2 separate regions of the Mus musculus genome follow, and region 1 is linked to region 2. The links are chromatin loops, found by intact Hi-C in ENCODE. Cell type or tissue: heart. All regions are shown on one strand.

Region 1 (2,500 bases), 340 kb before region 2:
TTGCTTCCAGGCTCCCTTTGCTTGCGGAATGGATTTTCTTGCAGAAGCTGCCAAATAGAGCTGGAGAGATGGCCAGTGCTCTTCCAGAGGGTCTGGACTCAGTTTCCAGTACATGATAGCAGCTCACAGGAGAGCCAATATTCTCTTCTGGTTTCTATAGACATCTACTTTGATGTGCATAGAATCACACACACACATATATAGTTAAAATGAAAAATAGAATCATAAAAAATTACCAAACCAAATCTCTTAGTGTAAAGGAGTATTTGAATACAAATGTACTTGAGGTTAGTAATGAATTTCTGATTTACAAAGCTGGGGTTTGATTTTGGCTGTGCCTGGTTCCAAGACCCATATTCTTTGACATCCTGAGTCTAGTGCAGTGTGACTGTGTGTGTTTAGTAGGGAGTCAAGGGAATGGGGGTTCCTATAGCTCTGGTGGAGGCACACTGATCAGTCTGTGAATGAGGCAGCACACAGTGAAGGCATGAGTGAACTGCAGGAATCTGGATTTGTTTTTGGAGTCTGTTACCTTCAAGGGTTTATCTGTATATTAATAAGTAGGCTAGCAGAGTGGGAAGGATTGTAATATACATAGTAATTTTACTCAACTAGGTGATTGGTTCAAACTACCCAACTTTTGTTTTATTTTGGATAGAAATATATAAGCATTTGCTATTTTAGTAAAAATGGACATCTATACATGATTTAAAAGGAAATATAGTCAGTATTTAAAAATTGGCTTATTTGTATGTTTGTCTTTGGTTTTTGAGAATTTTTAGGTAGTGACAGCACATGGGACAGTTGACACAAGAAAGTTAAACCATAAGAGGTTAAGTGTTGCATGTGTGTCAACAGTTTCTCTGTTCTGAGACCTAACCCTGACTAGAGAGAGCAGATGAGTATAGTGGTGTGGCCTGCTGAACCAGCCATAATGGGCTGAAGCAGGATAATCTCTTGAGCCCCAAATTTCTGTTTGAACTAAGACAACATAGTGAGCTCCTGCCTTAAAACAAAATAGCACCCCCAAACCAGTTAATTTGCTTTTCTGTACAATAATACATATCAGATGCACCCAATTTACTTTTAAAGTTTATTTTGTTTTACTTTTTATGTGTGGGAGTTTTACCTACATGTATGTATGTATGTGACCCACATGTGTAAGGTGGCCTCACAGGCCAGAAGAGGGCACTGTATCCCTTAGAACTGGAGTTAGGTTAGATGGTAGTGAGCTGCCATGAGGGAACTGGGAAATTGGACAAGGGCTCTTTGGAAGAGCAGCCAGTGCTCTTAACCCTGACCATACTTTTTTTAGGTAACAAAATTGAACAAGTTACCTTTTTTTTTCAGTCCTTGGCTTTCATGTTTCTCCTTTGAGCCTAGGTGTGACATTCTCTTTAGAATGGAGGGAGAGGTGGAGCTTGGAAAAATGAGGACACAGTACCTATTTTGTAGGCAGTGTGTTGTCTTCTGATTTTAGCAAGTAAGAACTATGTAAACTTGGTCTTTCCTGGTTTATGCCACCACATGTTTTTGAAATGAAGTGAGGTTACTCTGTAAAAGAACTGTGCAAGGGAGCAGCCTTGTAGTTCACGAAGCAGGACAAAAGTTTGAAGCCAGGGAGGGGTGCATTGACTGTCATTGATGGTGATGGGAGCCAAGGTGGTTTTCCTGGAGGACAAGGAAGGCATTTGGAAGAGAGTGTTATGAGAACCCAGTCCACTATTGAACTTTATATAATGACAGTTGCATTATACTCCAAAGGCTGTTATACAATTTCTTATACTTCACTGTGCTTTTGTGGGAAATTGATTATTGAAAAGGAAGGCCAGGTGTTGTTACTAGGAGTTTTTTGTTTTTAAAGCAAACCTAATTTGGTGTAATTTTGATAAAGTTATATTTATTCCTCTTCCACATTGTCTCATATTAATACACCTGTATCTGTTGCTACATCTGTAATATGTCTTAGTAACTAATCTTTGTAAGGAGTAGCCTTCATTATTAAGGAAAAAAAACTATAAAAACTCCTATGGTCCTTTAAAAGGTTGGAACCATATTGTGTGCTTTAGAAGGAATTTTTGTTTCTAGAAGTTATATTTCTATTAGTTAAAATTCAGTTCAAAAGCAGGAATGGTTAACTGAGGTAGTTGGAAATCTGTCTGTAGGTAACTCATACCCTCAGTGGCCTATGGCGTTTCTGCAGTGGGTTTGAGCACATCGTTTGCTTTGCCCTGCCACCAAGAATTTTTATGTTGTTCTTCTAGGCTAATTAACATTTATCACTTTATCTGGTCAAAAAAGAGTGGCTTTACATAAGTAGACATTTTAGCTATGTCTGAAGTGGTCTGTAATATTTCATAAATAATCTTATTTAAAAAATATTTTGGGGGCTGGAGAGATGACTCTGCGGTTAAGAGCACCAACTGCTCTTCCAGAGGTCCTGAGTTCAATTCCCAGTAACCAATGGTGGCTCACAACCATCTGTAATGGGCATCTGATA
Region 2 (2,500 bases):
TAATAATTCTCTCTCCTGGCACTTTCCCCTCATGGGTGCGAAGAAGGCAAAAGAAGTGAATTTGAATTTGTTCGTTTTAAAAAACAGGACTGGCTTGAAATGAGTTCTATATTTACCAAGTGAGTTTATAGCAGGCCAGATAGTTGCTAAATATAGAGGAGGTCTTGTAAAAGTCCACGCAGAAGGGACGCCTTCTACTTTTAAAGTTCTTGAGAAATGACTACTTGACATTTATCTCCTGGTTTGGATGAGAGAAATGCCGAGTGAAGTCCCCACCACGAAGGAGGAGAGGCAATGTGGAGCTTCAACTCTGTCAGGTTCCTGCCTTCCTGGCAACAATTACTGCCCTTGGGAATCTTTGAAACAGACCTGCGCTTTGCCACCAATGGCGATGGGTACCTTAGAGTGCTCTGCCCTCCACAAAGACAGCGGCAGCCCAGGAGTTTGCTCTCTGTATTTGAACTTTTCCTCACCTTCCTCCATTTTGGTTCCCCACAATAAGAAAGCTCGTTGTAAAGCTATGTCAAGAGCTGAAGCCTTAAGCTGGGCAGTGGTGGCGCATGCCTTAGAGAGAGATTTCTCCTGTTCTGCAGCGTGAATACTTGCTATTGGTGCCTCGATAGAACGTATTAAAACAGCCAAAGGATTTCCAGTGCACGAATCGCTACTGTCACAAAGTGATCTCTAAGACTTACAGCAGCCCCTGCTGTAAGTGGACCCCTCACAGAGGTGATGCCTCGCCTGCACTTCTGTTCGGAGCTTCCCTGCGTTTACAACATTCTTCGTACTTTTCCTTGCAGTTTCTCTTCCCTGCACACAGAGGCATACAGGGGGAGCTTCAGCAGAGCTTTGCATAACATTAGAAAACGTTTTTCCGAAACGCTAAAGTGGGCACTACACAGCTACAGTCCTCATGCTAAGAGGTGGAGACAGGTGTTCCCTTGAGCTTGTTGGCCAGCCATGTTACCAGGCTGAGTGAGAAACACCGTTTCAACAAAGAAACAAAGAAACAAACAAGCAAGCGGTAGAGAGACTGGAGAGATGGCTCAGCGGTTAAGAGCACTCAGTACCCTTGGAGAGAACCCAGGTTTAGTTTCCAGTACTAACCTATACGGCTGCTCACAACTGTAACTCCATTTCCAGGAGTTTCTACGCCCTCTTTTGGCCTCTGTGAGTACTGCACCCACGTGGCTTCCAGCTATATATGCAGGCAAATCACATACAAAAAGAATAATGTGGATGTGATAGAGAAAGACAATGACGTCGACTTCTGGCCTCAGCATGCGTATGTGCAAAAGTGATGAAAGCCTTTTAACGTTTTCTTTTCTCTTTTTGCCTGGAGAGGAAAGGTATTGATAGTGGTAAAGGCGCTGCCTGCAGTGTGTTCCATGGGTACTTAGAGTGTGAGTCGCACTCCACTGGGCTTACACTGCTTGTGTTTGTAAAGTCCCAGACAGTTTGGTGCTGAGTTGGCCTTTCCTTAGTGCTCTTCACCTGCCTGACAAGTCTGAGAGGCAGATGCAGGCTTTGCTGTCGGCCTGATGGTGCGGAAGAAGAGGACTGTGGCATCATCCCAAGGCTCCGTTGGAATACGAACTAAAACAGGACCAGTGATTGTTTTTATCACCATATATGTCTTCCCACCTTTCAAGCTTGAGGTCACCTGGGACTGATGAGCAAAGGCATTCTTATGCGCCATCCATGTTAAGAACAGGACATTTCACCGGGTGGTGGTGGCACATGCCTTTAGTCCCAGCACTCAGGAGGCAGAGGCAGGTGGATTTCTGAGTTTGAGGCCAGCCTGGTCTACAAAGTGAGTTCCACCCCACCCCCTGTTTTAAATGTGGGTGCTGGGATCAAAGTCAGGCCTGCAGGCTTATGCAGTAAGCACTCCCATCCACTGAGTCACCTTCCCGGTCCCCTGAGGGACTGGAATAAAAGAACTCTCGAGGTAGACTTTGAAGGAAGAATAGACCATAAGGTGAGATGGGGGAGATGGCCCGTGTTCTTTGAGAGCTCTGTACACTGCTAGGCCCCATGAGAAAAGAGTGTCCTCAAGCAGTTTGATAAAGAACCGACGATTGCCTTGACTTAAATTCTGGTCAATTATGTTGAAAGACTTCTGATAGGAACTCAAAAATTTTCATCTAAAAAGGGCAAGTGCTAGTTTGGGTCCAGTCTGTTCCCCAGTTTAGTTGTTTCATATCTGCACAGTGGAATGACGCTGTGTGATGGATGGTAAGAGCCGGTGTTTACTGGGTGTCTGTGCTGTGCCAAGCATTGCTCTCATTGCTTTGGGGGACGATATTATTTAATCTTTTCAAAAGAATGTGAAATAGATACTGCTTGTCCTAGTATGTTTTATGCTGCTATAGCAAAATACCTGAATCTGAATACAAAGAAAAGTGGTTGGTTTATCGCTCTGGAGGATGATAGCCCAAGACTGGGTGACCATGTAGGTATGGAGGGAAGAGAAGGAAAGGACAGAGAGGAGAGGAAA

What was found. Hi-C counts contacts between places; a loop is a spot of excess contacts. Peaks named below come from ENCODE experiments on the same cell type or tissue, not always from the same donor. Only the 100,000 strongest peaks of a DNase experiment are listed, where the experiment ranks them.
Region 1: a loop joins it to region 2, with 4 times the contacts of the local background. A loop is called at or near these places in 7 of 42 quality-filtered maps.

The regions. Positions count from the first base shown.
Region 1 is chr17:74,731,882-74,734,381 of GRCm38, forward strand. The region is part of intron 5 of Ttc27 (tetratricopeptide repeat domain 27); the gene reads left to right. Among named protein-coding and RNA genes, the nearest start is that of Ttc27, 15 kb to the left of the region's middle. In heart, a CTCF peak has its summit at 1,172 (motif pointing right); no DNase peak of the experiment used is centred here.
Region 2 is chr17:75,074,331-75,076,830 of GRCm38, forward strand. All of the region lies in intron 3 of Ltbp1 (latent transforming growth factor beta binding protein 1), which reads left to right. Among named protein-coding and RNA genes, the nearest start is that of Ltbp1, 70 kb to the left of the region's middle. In heart, a CTCF peak has its summit at 1,168 (motif pointing left); no DNase peak of the experiment used is centred here; H3K27ac peaks cover 2,162 bases.